Linked DNA regions of Mus musculus: region 1 is linked to region 2. Evidence: chromatin loops called from intact Hi-C (ENCODE). Cell type or tissue: left cerebral cortex. All regions are shown on one strand.

Region 1 (8,000 bases), 930 kb after region 2:
TTACTGATAAGTGGATAGGAGCCCAAAAGCTCGGAATACCCAAGATACAATTCACAGACCACATGAAGATCAAGAAGTAGAAAGGCCAAAGTGTGGATGCTTTGGTCCTTCTTAGAAGGGGGAACAAAACACTCAAAGGAGGAAATACAGAGACAAAGTGTGGAGCAGTGACTGAAGTAAAGGCCATCCAGACACTGCCCCACATGGGGACCCATCCCATATACAGTAACCAAACCCAGACTCTATTGCAGATGCCAAGAAGTGCTTGCTGACAGGAGTCTGATATAGCTGTCTCCTGAAAGGCTCTGACAGAGCCTGACAAATACAGAGCCAACCATTCATTGCACTGAGCACGGGGTCCTCAATGGAGGAGTTGGAAAAAGGACTGAAAAATCTGAAAGGGTTTGCAACCCCATAGGAAGAACAACAATATCAACCAACCAGACCCCCCCCCCCCCACGAGTGCCCAGGAACTAAACCACCAACCAAAGAGTGCACATGGAGGGACCCATGGCTCCAACCAAATATATAGCAGAGAATGGCCTTGTCGGGCATCCATGGGAGGAGAGGCCCTTGGTCCTATGAAGGCTCGATGCCCTGGTGTAGGGGAATGCCAGGGCAGGGAGGTAGGAGTAGGTGGGAGGGGGAGCACCCTCATAGAAGCAGGGGGAGGTGGGGAGGGGATATGGAGGGTTTGCAGAGGGGAAACAGGAAAGGGGATAACATTTGAAATATAAATAAAGAAAATATCCAAGAAAAGGAGGGGAAGAAATCTTCATTTCCAGTATATCTGGAAAAGACAGAGGTGCAGCAGTGTCAGGGTCTGGGCGGGAGAAACAGGAGGTGCAGTGTGGTGGTTTGTATGTGCTCAGCCCAGGGAGTGGCACTATAAGAAGGTGTAGCCCTGTTGGAGTAGGTGTGGCCTTGCTGGAGTAGGCCTGTCACTGTGGGCATGGGTTTTAAGATCCTTGTCCTAGCTGCCTGGAAGTCATTATTTTTCTAGCAGCACTCAGATGTAGATCTCTCAGCTCCTCCTACACCATGCCTCCCTGCTCCCACCTTGATGATAATGTACTGAACCTCTGACCTGTAAGCCAGCCCCAGTTAAATGTTCTTATAAGAGTTGCCCTTGGTGGGTGTACATGTTTGCAGCCGGGTGCGGTGGTGCATGCCTTTAATCCCAGCACTTGGGAGGCAGAAGCAGGTGGATTTCTGAGTTCGAGGACAACATGGTCTACAAAGTGAATTCCAGGACAGCCAGGGCTCTACAGAGAAACCCTGTCTCGGAAAAACAAAACAAAACAAAAACAAACAAACAAAAAACAAAAAAAAAGTTCTATTTCCGGCCTTGGTCATGGTGTCTGTCCACAGCAGTAAAACCCTAACTAAGAAATGCATGGAGCACATTCAGGCATTGTTGAGTACACACTATATCTGTGTTTACAGTCCATGAACTAAGGTCATGGTAAGATCATATTAAGTAAGTCTGCGAGTATAGCAGCGCTCTTTCTGGAACGGCAAAGTCTTGGGTTCAATTTCCAGCATTACAAAGACAAATAAAACAAGATAATAAAAGTTAAACTGGGAGTAGTAGCTTCTACTGGTAAATCTGGCCGTAGGATCTTAGCTCTAAGGAACCTGAGATCAAGGCCAGCCAGGGGCACACAGCAAGGCACGTTCTCCATCAGTCAGTAGTAAAAACTAACTTTTTAATAGGTTACTTTCACTTTTTAAAATTGCTTGTTTTATGTGTGGATGTTTTGTCTACATGTAGGTTTGTGCACCACCTGCATGCCTAGTGCAGGTGGAAGACAGAAGGGGAAACCTGATTGCCCTGGAAATGAAGGCGATAGAGTGCTGAACTAGTTGAGTCACTCAGGCAATGGAGTGCTGAGCTAAGTGCTTTTTAGGTGGGTCTTTATGTAGTTCTGGCTGTCTTGGAACTCAACAGAAATCTTCCTGCCTTTGCCTCTCCCTTCCCCACCCCCATTACACCTGGCTTTACAATTTTTTATTTCTAAAACATTTATCTACTAAGGGGTGTGGGGGGACACATCGAATGCTACAGCCACAGCTGGAACACGGAGTCAGAGGCCCTTTCACCATGTGAGTTCTGGAGATAAAAAGATGGCTTGCTGCACTAAGCCATTTTGCCACCGCCAACTAGATTTGTCTTTTATTATTTATTGTTGTTGTTGATGTGTCTGTCTCATATATTTGTGGAATTCAAAGAACAACTTTGAGGAGTCAGTTTTCCTTCCACCTTTATTTACATGAATTCGGGGACCAAAACTCAAGACTGTCTGGTAAGCAAGCGAAGTAAAGGCTCCCCAAGCCATCTCAAATGCCCCAAAACTAAAAATTTAAAAGAAGTTAAAATTTCATATGTCATCCACTAAGTTATCACTCCTGAGAGGTCTGTGCTCTTGGCTAGAGAGATGGCACATCAGTTAAGAGCACTTACTGCTCTTGCTGAGGACCCAGGTCCCAGCATTCATCTGGTGGCTCACAACTGCTCCTAACTCCAGCTTCTGGTAACCCAGTGACCTCTTTTGGCTTCTGAGGGCTCCTGCTCACAGGTAATGCACGTATTCCTGCATGCTCACATATGTATCCATAAATAAAAATATAATTTTTTAAAGTTAGACACTCTGGGGAATCTCTGAACTGGATATTTCTCCGTTCTTGGTTTCAAAGAGCAAGACATTCCCTATACACAAGGAGAGTAAAATCTCTTCTGAGAAGAGCGACAGATTCAGAAAGAGAAACGGTTTTCTAGCCTTAAGGAAGTGAGGGGCCAGGAGCTAGACAGATCCCTGATAGGGAGACAGATGTGGCAAGGGAGCACAGATAAAGAAGGTAAACTCAGTTTCCTCCTCATCCTCAGATAGGTTCATTTAGGGCCAGTTTAGATTCCCTGACGTTCCTGGTCTGACTGTCAGCAGCACCCTCCCTCCTTTGTTTAGCCTGATCAATCCAAAACGAGTGGAGAGGTCCCATTCTATGCCACCAAAAACAAACTTAAACCGTCCAGGGGAAAACACATTTCATTTTCTGGTTCCCATTTCCACTTTGTGTGGAGGGGGGTGGGGGGGGTGTCTTTCTGTATGCGTGCGCTCCCTCACCCCGCCCCTGTGTGAATGCACATGTGCTCACTAACTTCTTCAAAATACCTGTTGCTGCCTGCTGCGTCAGAGATTTCCCCTACCTTTTAGTTATTTAATAGGTGGAGAAAAAGAGCCGGATCATGACCCCCCCAAGAAAATAACAGAGCTGGGCTAGGTCTGGGTGGCTTCAACTTTGCACTGTTTGCAAAAGAGGTAAGCAAGGATCAGGAACATATACAGCCTCCCCGCTTACTGCCTGGTTGTGGAGATTTCCCCCAAGTGTACGGAATTTGGTCAAATGGAAGATGTGATTTGAATATTACCAGGAAAACACAATTTCCGTTTAAAGATGCAAATCTCGTTCAAATATTTCCCAATCCCAATCTTTTTGCTGAAATAGTCACCAGTTTTTCTAGGTAGCAGTAATGGGTTCAGTTTTCAGCTACTGCTACACACACAAACAAAAGGGTCAGATCACCAAAGCGATGTCCTGTGATTTACACCAGCTGTGATCAGGAGCCAGGGGACTTCCTTTCCTGCGCAAGGATCACGTAGGCCCGTGTTTGGTGGGTCCCATGCCAAAAGCTCTAATGAACTACAACTGCGGTGTGGTCACTCTTCCCGAAATCATGCGTCACAGCTCCTGATTCTACAGGTCGCAGACCTGTAAGCCTCTAGCGCGGGGAAGGGGGTATGGTACTAGGGCGAGTGGAGACCAGATCATGCTGACACCTTAGAATCCTGGATGCCTCCAGCAGCGCCCACCCCGGTTCACTCAGTCTGCATGAGCCCCTAGGGAAGAGCGTCTCTGTCATCTCCCGCGGGCGCCGGCCATCTCGGCTTCTACGCAGTGCACAACGCGTCTGCAGCGGCTGGTGACACACTGGACAAACTTCAGCAGAGGAATTGATCAGTCTGCAGACAGCCCTCTCTGGGGTGCGACCAGAAGGGTTGGTTGCAGGACCCACCTCGGGAGGGTAGTTCGTGTAATCCGCTCACTCTAGCGCTGGGGGGGGGGGGGGGGATGTCCTTTAAATCTGGGTTTCAGATTGCAGTTTAAAGAGAAATGGAATCAAGTAAATAGTTAGTGTATACAGAAATGCGCAGACAGCTTGGTAGTGTGGCCGAGCGGTCTAAGGCGCTGGATTTAGGCTCCAGTCTCTTCGGAGGCGTGGGTTCGAATCCCACCACTGCCAGTGTTTTCTTTCCCAAGACTGATTTACTTCGTCTTCATTCTTTCTTTGGTATAATATGTATTTTCTGAGCACCTGCCTCTAGACTATGTCTGTGACCAGAAAAGGACTCAAGCTGACCGCGGATGCTCCGGATGTAATCTGTACACTCTCTGTGGTGGTCAGACCCTAAGATAGGAGGCATTACAGAACTGAAACTCTGTTGGCTCTTGCCTGCCTCTGAACGAAATTTTATGACAGTGTCACCTGCATTTCGCATCTCTGTCTTCATCGTCCTCTATTTCTGCACAAACCACTAGGAAGTGATATAAAAGAACTGAGCCAAACTAAGACCAGAACCAAATGTCCTAGGACAGATTTGAAGTCAGAGACGGCACCATTTCTCTGTTTGCTTGTTTGGGGCCATTTGTTTGTTTTGCTTTGTTTTCAGGCAGAGTCTCAGGCTGGTCTGGAACTTAATGTGTAACTGAAGATGACTCCTGAGCCTCCTGCCTGCATCTTCCACTGCTGAGACAACAGCCTTGGCCCATCATTCATTGCCAGAATTTGAGGTCTTTTAAAGAAACCTTCTCTCATGGTGCCTTTGCTAACCAAAGGTTAAAAACAAACAAAAAATAAAATAAAATAAATAAACGGTCTCCAAATATTGTCAAATGGGACCTTGAAGAGCCATTTTGGTCTTTATCTTTTTATTTTATTGTTTTTTTTTTTACTGGATATTTTATTTATTTACATTTCAAATGTTATTCCCTTTCCAGATTTCCCCTCTGCAAACCCCCTATCCCATCTCTCCTTACCCTGCTTCTATGAGGGTGCTCCCCCACCCACCCATCCACCCATCCACTCCCACCTCACTGCCCTAGCATTCCTCTACAATGGGCATTGAGTCTTCACAGGACCAGGGGCTTCTCTTCCCACTGATGCCCGACAAGACCATCTTCTGCTACATATGCAGCTGGAGCCATGGGTCCCTCCATGTGTGCTCTTTGGTTGGTGGTTTAGTTCCTGGGAGCTCTGGGGGTCTGGTTGGTTGATATTGTTGTCCTAATCCCTTCAGATTCTTCAGTCCTTTCTCCAACTGAGGAGCCCGTGCTCAGTCCAAATGAAAGGTTGGCTGAGAGCATCCACTTCTGTATTTGTCAGACACTGGTAGAGCCCCTAAGGAGACAGCTATATCAGGCTCCTGTCAGCCAGCACTTGTTGACATCCACAATAGTGTCTGGGTTTGATGACTGTATATGGGATGGATCCCCAGGTGGGGCAGTGTCTGGATGGTCATTCCTTCAGTCTCTGCTCCACACTTACTGTTGGTTTTATGAGTTTTAGAATATGATTCTATAGCCAAACCCAACACAGTAGTCACTGAACAGTTCAAATTGGCCTCAAATTTACAGTAACCAGACTGACAGACTGCCATGTGGTGTCTTGAATGAGAAATGACCACCACAGGCTCCAGTATTTGAACCCTTGGTGACCAGTTGGTGACACTGTTTGGAGAGGTGGGGCAAGCTTGCTGGAGAAAGTGTGTCACCTGGAGGCTTTGTGCACTCCCAGTTCACCCTCTTCCTGTTATGCTCTCTGCATTCTGGGACAGCTGAGGGTGTGGTCATGATTTGTTCCCATGGTTCCCCGCCCTAATGGACTTTCATCCCTCTGCAACCATAAGCCCATATGCAATCTCCACTCTACAAGTTGCCTCGGTAATGCAGTTACATACATTGCAATATCAACCAAAAGGTGATCAACACAGGATTAAGACCCATGTTTCTTTCTCCCTGTCTTCTAAGCATATCCTTGTCTGTCTCTCTCTCTTTCTCTCCTACCCCAGGTACTTTGTGTTTCTCTTAGCTATTCTCAAGTTCATCTTCCTGAGCCCGTTTTAACTTCAACCTCTCATTAACTCAGGTAACCCTCCTCCAACACCCCCTCCAGGTACCCTCTCCTCCATCACCCCCTCCAATCTCCCTCCCCCATCCCCCTCCAGTCACCCTCCTCTTTTCCTTCCATCCAACTCTCTATTATTTTCATTTTCTTACATTCAACTTCTTTCCCTGCCTCTGTCTTTCCCTCTCCCTGTCTCTCTTCCTCCACATACACCTGTCCCTCTCTTTCCCTCTCTTTCTACCCTGTTCTCCCCACTCCTTCCTTCCCACCTTTATCCTTTGGTTGTGGGTCTGTCTCTCTGATTCCTTCACTTTTCCTTCCCTTCCCCCACTTCTCCACGTTGTTTCCCTTTCAGTCTTGGGAAGGGCTTGCGAGTGGTTGTCAAAGGTTTCTCTGAGCTTATCCTGGGGAATGAACAACAACAACATGGAATGTCTAGAGAAAACAGAAAGAAAGCAAAACTAGCAACTTTATGGCAAACAACCCGACCTGGGTTGGGTGGTGCTCTAAGCTGGGAATCCACTAAATAGTCTCTGAGTCGCGGTGGGGGTTATATGGCCCCTGGATCCTCCCCACCCCACCCCCACCCGCCTGGGAGGATGGGGGCTATCGAGCGAGTAAGCCAAGCTAGATTGGACAGTAACTGCGTTCCTGGAGAGCCATCTAAACCCTCATCCTTCTCACAAGCCCCTGTAGGTGGGAGCTCTTGCTGGCTTTTGCTCCCAGGTAGTAGTGGACCCCAGCTGGAAGATGACGAGGCCTCCTTCTTGCAGGAGGAGAAGAGCAGTGCCAAGATCAGGAGAGGGGTGGCCTCTGAGAAGATGGAGTGCTATATGGTGTCCAGATGGAACTGGCCATGACAAAGGACTCAGAAGGGAACCTCTTTCATAGGAGCACAGCTTTTGGATATTTGTGAAATGGGAGGGGCCATTTCCCTTTGGAGTAGGATGCCACGTGAGCCTTCCTTTTTTCCCAAGCTGCTCCTCTCAATGCTAATATGTGGCACCTACATCAAGCCAAGAATCCCACTGTTGAAGGAAAGCAGTGTCACTGTCAGGCCAAGCAAATCCCCCTGCCTCAGCATCGTCCTGGTATTCTGTAGCCTTCAAAAGGCTACAAGCCTCCAGGCCAGGTGTGGTGGTACCCACCATTAATCCCAGCACTTGGGAGGGAGAGGCAGGTAGATTTCTGTAAGTTTTTAGCCTGTTTGTTCTACCCATTGATGTTTAGGGCTGCAGAGAGAGACCCTACTTCACAAACAAACAAACAAAACACCAAACAACCAACCAAACAAAAGGGTTGAGTGGAGTTTTTATAGCAACAGAACAAAGAAAGTTGATTTCAAGATAATTATTAAGTTCACTGGTGGAAACACCAGGAAGGTAAGTTGTGTCAAACAGGGAAATCTCCGTTATAGCCTCAGTTGCTATCTGAACAGTCTTAGCTTTGGGTTGGAGGAAGCAAGCTAGTGGTGTGTTTAAAGTCTGTGTCAGAACTGGAGAAGTATTCAGTAGCAAAGCACTGTCATGCAAATATGAGACTTGTATTTGGATCTCTAGGACTGAGTAAAGCTGGAAATGCCATCACCTGTCTGTGAAATGACATCACCTCTCTGCAGTCCCAGCAGTTCTGGAATGAGATGGGAGGCAGAAACAGAAAAGAGCTTGAAGAACAAATGAGAAATCCTGCCTCCAACAAGGTGGAAGGCTAGGACTGACATAAGGTTGTCCTATGGGCTCCATGTATGCACTATGGCTTGTACATGTATGTACACACACACACACACAGCCATAAAAACACAAAGCTAGAAACCATA
Region 2 (8,000 bases):
CCTGGTTTATTTTCCACGGGTGGAGTGTGAGGTGTGCTGGTGGAGTCTCTCGTGTGAGATCACAGGTCCTGCTCTGCTTGCGTACCAGTTTTTGAGAGGGGTATTTTCCCAGATCATCTCCTACCCACCTCTCAGCCTGAGAACTGAGGCTCATACAGGCACTAACACTGACTTTTTAGGGCCAGCTCTAGTTAAAGAGACTTAAGGCTGTATACATGTCCTCCTTACTCCCCAATCCCAGGCTCCTCAGAACTTTCAGAATGGGGTCAAGTTAGGACATGCTAGAACATGGGTCTAGGATAAGATTGTGTGTGTGTGTGTGTGTGTGTGTGTGTGTGTGTGTGTATTGTACCTCCCTCTCACCTCTTCATAGTTACTATGGGAGCCAATAACTGAAATTTCATGCTGTTCCCCCCCGCACCCCTCCCCCCCCAGTCCTTTCCCCAAGAACTCATTTTAAAAGGTGTCCAGGTTCAGTGTAATGTGGATTTGAAACAGCTCTCAGAGCATCCAGGTTCAGAGAGCCATGGAGAGACCTTACAAGTGAGTTGTTCTCTTGTGTGTGTTCTCCAGGTGGTCTTGACTCTGGACTATCTAATAAGCCCCCTTTCCATTTACTCTCATCTAGCACTGGGGTTCGTATTTGTTAGCTGATTTAGGAGAGGGGAGATTGCCGACGAGAGGGGGAAAGAAATCATATGTTGGGGATGGCCAGAGACAGAGGCCTAATTACTGCTAGGCCCCAGAGACTCTGATCTTTTTTACTGAATACTTGACCTTAAAAATCTTCGAATCACAAGATTTGGGGTGGGAGGGGCAGCTTTCTCAGTCCTTTATTTGATGGATTCTTCCGTACGTACGTCTTTTCACCATCCATTCATTCTCAGTAGGATTTGCACTTACCACTTCTGCATCGGCTCTCCTAGTCTGTGAAAGTAATTGGCCTGTTGCTTTGGAAATATTTCTAATTTGTAACACTGGTCCTGCATCCCTGCAAAAATACAAACAGGAACAAGGTAACCCTTGATTCCCACTGTGTGTGGAAAGTAGGTCAGTACCACTCTCTGGCCAAGGCTCAGAGGTGGTGTTTTAAGCCTTGAGTATAGAAAAATGTGAGGATTGTCCACAGACAATACATGTCTGACTTAGGTTCCAAACCAGGTCACAGACTCCGTCTCTGTTGGAACTCCCTTATTGAGAGCAATTTATGAGCTCTGGTGCCCGAGACCTGGTTTGATGTAGAAATGACGGAAGCCATCTTGACTGGGCCTAGGAGGTCTCGGTGGATTTTTACTGATTTTAGGCCGCCTTCTGGGGAACTTCCCCTGAGGAGAAATCCATTTGTACCTTCTAATGCGTCTCTGCTTTCCACCCTGGAAACTGCTACATGCAGAAGTGTGGGGGTCCTTGTTCTGGTGAGGAAGACCTGCCTTTTTTCTCCTCTTTTTGCCTCAGATATTAGGCCATTTTTCTAGGACACATTTTGCTTAGTGTTTTACAGGCAATTTTAGAGACCCGAGAATCTTCTCAGAATCAGAATATGTGCCCATAGGTTAGTCAGCTATGACCATGCAGTATTCACACACACACCCCTCCCAGCCATCTGCTTCCTCTGAATATACCAGATTGGCTGTACACCAGGATGTTCCGGGAATCCCCAGGAAAGCAACAGAATGTGATGGACTCCAATACGATGCCTCAGTAACTCATTCCAGGATGTACAAACTGTAACTGTTATGACATTCTGTATAGCTAATTAAAATTTTTCTAGGTGTGCGTATTTTCTATTTTCAATGACATCAAAAAGGCCACAGTAATCCTTCTGGTAGATACCCCTCCATAGTTTCTCTGAAACCCCTGCATAGGTTCCAGATGTGAATATGAATATATATATATATAATCTCCACTAGTTTCTGTGTCCTCTTTCTGGTTCTAAAATGGCCAATGTGGCCTCTCTAGCACTTCCTAGCTCTATCTGTGGTACTGAGGTAGCCAGAGGGCCATCTCTAGTAGCCCACTGCACTCTCCATGGTACTGAAGGAGTGGCCATTTGTTTTAGCATCTCTTGGGGGCCAGAAGAGTCCTGAGACTTAAAACCACACAACTTTCAAGTTGGCAGGGACTACAAATGTAAATTCAGTACAACTCGTTTCACAGAAGGTGAACCCACAGGATAACTGATTACTGGAGGCTGTAAGGCCTAGGCTTGCAGTAGCCTCTACTCCTTAGTTCTATTCTAACTCCTTTATGCAATTGTCAGTGAGCCTGCTAAGGCTGTTGGTCCCAGTAACAGCCTCATTTGGAGGACTCATAGGCCAGGAAAGGATGCCTGAATTTGGACCCATAGAAGCACACACATTAAGCGGCATTGGTTTTCTACTGATGTTTGAGCAGGACATCTTGCTTATTTTGACTCTCAAAAGTCAGATTCCGCATGTGACAAGGGTTTGCCCCTTCATAAAGCCTTGCCCCCCTCCACTAAATGTTGAAAATTAAAAAAGCTTTGGACCCCCAGTGTTTTCTTTGCTGATAGGTAGGGCTGACTCCTGGCCCAGTACTCTTCAAATCTGTAAGTAAAGTAATGCTTGGGTCCTCTTAATTTTTCTTAGTAACCCATTTCAGTTTCATGAGTCTCATTGTAAGGAAGTTTTTTATTGAGTATTTATTATGTTTGAGGTTTAAAAAAAGAAGCTAGGCCCAAGTTCATCTAGCCTGAGCAAGATACAATTCTCTATGGAAGGAGGAAGGTAGATTAGATGACTTCTGGTCATCCACTGAAGCCTAAATTCCATGACCTTGTCAGCAGTTAAATAGCAGGGAAACCTCCCATTGCCTTCCTCTTCCTCAACTCTGTCCTTCCCAGCCCTGTGCTACACTTGTCACGGGTAGGGAATTTTAGATGGAGAATTTTAACCCCTTCCTGCTCCGAGCTTGTGTGGATCCCCTATCTGTGCAGATGGCAAGGCCCCGCCCCCCATCCCTCACTCCAGCCTCTTGAGCTCAGAGCCAGTGTAATCCTCCTCTTGTGTGAGGAAGCCTCTCCCCTGCAGAGAGGAGGAAAGCCCGCTTCGGAGCAGCTCTGGACAAAGGGGCTGAGATGCCCCGTCAAACCACAGGCTCCAAGGTTTGAAACGGGGTGAAACCTAAATGGGATTTGCAGTTTTTAACCCCTTCCCTAGACTGGTAGTGCCCCTTAACTTCCAGGCCTCCCCCCAACTCTCTTCATTCCCTCTGTAGCTGGCTCTCCCTTCACGCCCCTCCCCCTCTGTCTCCAGACTCTGCTGCTGGGAGGTGTTTCTCTCCCATGCATGAATGAGTCTCTGTAATGAATGGAAATGAATGGATCAGGAATCCAGGAAGGGGGAGGGGGAGGAGGAAGACCAGAAGACTGGGTGCCGGCAGAAGCTAGGAGGAGGAACCTGGAGGGCTTCTGGCTGGCTGGCCCTGGTCTGAGAGGAGCTAGTACCATTTGGATAACAGGAGTATGGCTAGCCCTCCACATTTGTTTATCCAGGGGCACAGCCCAACGCGAGTGGAAGAGGGGTATACTATGATGGCCTCCCACATTGTGTGTGTGTGTGTGTGTGTGTGTGTGTGTGTGTGGTGGCGGCGGCGGTTCTGGACTAGGTGTTTAAAACATCATTTGGGGGAGGAAGTCTGTATTTATCATACAAGTTGGCAGATGAAGGGATGCAAGTTTTGAGGACAGCAAATAAGAAGGCTGGAATACCCCAAGATCACAATAGGAAGAAGGGATGGGTTTCAAGGATACAGGCTGCTAAGTGGGGTGACTCTACTGCCAAAAGCCAGGGCTCATCTTTCCTCCAATCGCTCTGTCTTGTTTTAGCACCTCCGCACCTGTTGCCTTCATTAGCAGCTTTTCTTCTTCCTCCTTCCAATCCTCAGAACCAAAGAATGTGAAGGGGGTCCATGGAGGTGAGTGAAGTTCTGTCCTTGACCTGCAAAGTGCCTTCAGCGGGACACCCTCTCCTGCCTCCTTTTTTGTTTCTTTGTTTTTTAAACTTCGTATTATAGTAGCATACGTTATTAACTTGGCCCCGGTGTCCAACTTCCACTCATCCCACAGTTTCTGGAGGTGAGAGGTATCAAGGTACCTAGGTTAGGTCCCAATCTCCCAACCTCCATACACACTCTTCTTACTGTTCTTCGTGCCTTTGCATTTTTCTACATTCTACAGGGTGGTCTTTTCCACCCTGTCCTCTACGTGCATCTTTCCCCACAGGGCTCACGTCCCCGCATCCTGGTCGGCCACCTAGAGCCTTCCCCACCAGCCTTCGACGGCGAGCTGGATCTGCAGCGCTACTCCAACGGACCAGGTGTCAGTGGGACTCCAGGACCCGGCTCGCCTGGGATGGGAGCAGTGGGTTGGTCTGAGACTCGTGCAGGCGAACGGCGCTTCCCTTGTCCTGTGTGCGGAAAGCGCTTCCGATTCAATTCCATCTTGGCTTTGCACCTGAGAGCCCACCCGGGCGCCCAAGCCTTCCAGTGCCCACATTGCGGCCACCGCGCAGCGCAGCGGGCTCTGCTGCGCTCACACCTCCGAACGCACCAGCCGGAGCGTCCACGCAGCCCTGCTGCACGGCTGTTGCTGGAGTTGGAGGAACGCGCCCTGCTTCGCGAAGCCCGACTCGGGAGAGCCAGAAGCTCAGGCGGCATGCAGTCCAGCCCTGCCGCAGAGGGCCTGGCTCGCCCTCAGGTCCCTTCCTCATCTGCCTTCCGTTGCCCTTTCTGCAAAGGCAAGTTTCGCACCTCAGCGGAGCGGGAACGCCACCTGCATATCCTGCACAGGCCCTGGAAGTGCAGCTTGTGCAGTTTTGGCTCCAGCCAGGAGGAGGAGTTGCTGCACCACAGTCTGACGGCCCACGGGGCTTCCGAGCGCCCCCTGGCGGCTACATCTACGCCTGAACCCCCGCCTCCACCCCAGCAAGAACCCAGATCTGCCCTTGAGCCTGAGCCTGAGCCTGAACCTAGGCCAGAGCCTGACCGGGAGGCAAACCCTGCCCCAACTCCTGCACCTCCGGAGGAGCCCCCTGCGCCACCTGAATTCCGTTGCCAGGTGTGCGGCCAGAGCTTTACACAGTCCTGGTTTCTCAAGGGTCACATGCGCAAGCACAAGGCCTCCTTTGATCATGCGTGCCCCGTATGTGGTCGCTGCTTCAAGGAGCCCTGGTTCCTTAAGAACCACATGAAGGTGCACACCAGCAAGCTGGGTCCTTTGCGTGCTCCAGGCCCTGGCTCTGCACCTGCCAGGGCCCCTCAGCCTCCCGACCTGAGCCTACTGGCATATGAGCCACTGGGCCCTGCACTCCTCCTGGCCCCAGCACCCGCTCCGGCTGAGCGCCGAGAGCCCCCAAGCCTCTTAGGCTACCTGAGTGTACGAGCTGGGGAAGTACGACCCAATGGTGAGGGTGCTGACCCTGGAGGTGGCCGAAGCTATGGAGGGTTCCGCCCACTGCCTTCAGCTCTTCCCAACCGGGCTCGGCGACACCGTACAGAGGAACCAGAAGAGGAAGAAGAAGTGGTGGAGGCTGAAGAGGAGAGCTGGGCCCGAGGCAGGTCGCTGGGCTCTCTGACTTCCCTGCACCCCAACCCAGGTGAGGGGTCAGGACAGCCTGCACCTGCCGCGGGGACCCAGGCGAGATCCACGGCCACCCAAGGTATGTACACACTATTTTCTTGGGGGGTTGTGGCATTTGGTCCTCGAAACTTTGTCCCACACGCCTTTTCAGAAGACTTGCTTCGATTTCTCCTGGGCTTCTGTCCCCGTACTCCCTCTTTCTTTCTTTCTTTCTTTCTTTCTTTCTTTCTTTCTTTCTTTCTTTCTTTCTTTCTTTCTTTCTTTCTTTCTTTCTTCCTTCCTTCCTTCCTTCCTTCCTTCCTTCCTTCCTTTCTTTCTTTCTTTCTTTCTTTCTTTCTTTCTTTCTTTCTTTCTTTCTTTCTTTCTTTCTTTCTTTCTTTCTCCTGGGCTTCTGTCCCCGTACTCCCTTTTTCTTTCTTTCTTTCTTTCTTTCTTTCTTTCTTTCTTTCTTTCTTTCTTTCTTTCTTTCTTTCTTTCTTTCTTTCTTTCTTTTTTTTTTTTTTTTTTGAGACAGGGTTTCTCTGTGTAGCCCTGGCTGTCCTGGAACTCACTCTGTAGACCAGGCTGGCCTTGAACTCAGAAATTCACCTGCCTCTGCCTCCCAAGTGCTGTGATTAAAGGTGTGCGCCACCACGCCCGGCTCCCTTTTTCTTACTGGAAGTTTTGTGGTTTCCTAAGGGTATTAACTCTTTAACAAATCTATGTTCCCCCAAACCTCTTTCCTTTTGAGCCCAAAGGGATGGTGGGTATAATGGGTACCTGATTGGGACAAGGCAGCGAGACCCTATATCTTCCTTTTAACGTGTTGCAGAAGAAAACGGGCTGCTGGTTGGAGGGACACGATCTGAAGCGGGCCGTGGGGCCACTGGCAAGGACTGCCCCTTCTGTGGAAAATCTTTCCGCTCGGCGCATCACTTAAAAGTGCATCTCCGTGTGCACACAGGTGAGGGAGGCTTTCTGCATAGGGGAGGGTCTAGGAGGAAGAAAGGTAAGAGCAGCCAGAAGGCTGGAGGTTCTGCTGGCCACCCTTCAGGTTGGAAAGATCATCTAAATCACCTCGCGGGGAGTCAGCGTTTGCTCCTTGGGATGAAGTTTGTAAATTGAGCAAAATACATGTGGGTGTGCGAGTGGTAGTGATCCCGTGACCTACTCTTCCCAGGTGAGCGTCCCTACAAGTGTCCACACTGCGACTATGCAGGTACCCAGTCGGGCTCGCTCAAGTATCACCTTCAGCGTCACCACCGAGAGCAGAGGAGCAGTGCGGGTCCTGGGCCTCCCCCAGAACCCCCGCCACCTTCCCAGCGGGGCTCACTGCAGCCGCAGTCAGGAGCCAAGCCAACTCAGGCCTCAGCCACCTGGGTAGAGGGCACTGCAAGTACCCGGCCTCCTTCGAGCAGCACCGGACCAGGGTCCCGTAGGAAGCCTGCTAGCCCTGGGAGGACCCTGCGAAACGGGCGAGGTGGTGAAGCCGAACCCCTGGACCTGTCCCTACGGGCGGGCCCGGGAGGTGAGGCCGGGGCAGGGGGTGCCCTTCACCGCTGCCTCTTCTGCCCCTTTGCCACTGGAGCTCCTGAGCTCATGGCCTTGCATCTGCAAGTACACCATAGCCGTCGTGCTCGGGGCCGCCGGCAGCCCCGAGCCGACACGTCTCCAACCTATGTCCGGGCACCATCAGGAGAGACCCCTCCCAGTCCTCCACTAGAAGAGGAGGGCAGCCCAGGGCTGTCTAGATCCGGAGAGGCAGGTCTTGGGGGGCAAGAACGGTAGGGAGCCCTCTTAGGAGTGATTAGCTTAGTAAGCTTACCCCGCAGGAGCGGGGAAGTGCTAGAGGTAGTTGGGTAGAGCAGCCAGCAGGGAGCAGTGTGGGACCCGTATCCCAGCCCAAGGTGGACCAAGAGGTAAAGTGGGCAGTGGGTGGAGGAGAGTGGGCTAGCAGCACCCACCCAGCCCAGAGGAGTCACAGTGCCTTAGAAGTGGCAGAGGTGAGGGTCAAAGAACGGGGTCCTCGGGCTGGTAGAGGATGTGTTCCTGTTAAGGAGCCGCTCTGCCAGTTCCTGCTGGTCCATAGGCATGAGAGTTTATTTTTGTATAAGGGGTGGGGGTGGGGGGCACTGTACCCTTCTAGCCCTATCAGGGGCCCTTGTAGACGTTGCTATTTTTGGTACGATTCCTGTCATCCCTGTTGAAGAGTCATGTCCCCAATAAACAGGTGTCTTGAGGCACAAGGCCCTGTGTGTGTCTGCCTGTGTTTCACTCCTCCTGGGCACTTCGTTATCAACGAGGTCGATAAGGATGCAAATCTTTGATTCAGTAACTCTGGATGAGGCCCTAAAGCTAGCGTTTGTAATAAATAGCCGTGGCCTCTCTTGCACTGAGGCCCGAGGACATCATAGATAAGTGC

What was found. A loop is a pair of places that touch in the nucleus more often than their neighbours do. Peaks named below come from ENCODE experiments on the same cell type or tissue, not always from the same donor. Only the 100,000 strongest peaks of a DNase experiment are listed, where the experiment ranks them.
Region 1: it touches region 2 in a loop (2.7-fold over the local background); 4 of 42 quality-filtered maps call a loop at or near these places.

The regions. Positions count from the first base shown.
Region 1 is chr14:51,079,133-51,087,132 of GRCm38, reverse strand. It overlaps n-TLtag2 (a tRNA gene), which reads left to right and starts at 4,222; the gene lies at 4,222-4,303. In left cerebral cortex, no CTCF peak of the experiment used is centred here; DNase peaks (open chromatin) are centred at 3,847 and 4,264; H3K4me3 peaks cover 1,528 bases; H3K27ac peaks cover 568 bases.
Region 2 is chr14:52,005,906-52,013,905 of GRCm38, reverse strand. It overlaps Arhgef40 (Rho guanine nucleotide exchange factor (GEF) 40), which reads right to left. Exons shown (of 24, transcript NM_198249.4): 24 at 7,659-8,000. It overlaps Zfp219 (zinc finger protein 219), which reads left to right. Exons shown (of 5, transcript NM_027248.2): 2 at 3,848-3,936; 3 at 4,244-5,678; 4 at 6,411-6,542; 5 at 6,759-7,829. The coding sequence starts at 3,931. The coding sequence ends at 7,366. Among named protein-coding and RNA genes, the nearest start is that of Tmem253, 7.0 kb to the left of the region's middle. In left cerebral cortex, CTCF peaks have their summits at 4,886 (motif pointing left) and 7,450 (motif pointing right); DNase peaks (open chromatin) are centred at 3,005, 3,318, 4,858, 7,452 and 3 more places; H3K4me3 peaks cover 632 bases; H3K27ac peaks cover 2,682 bases.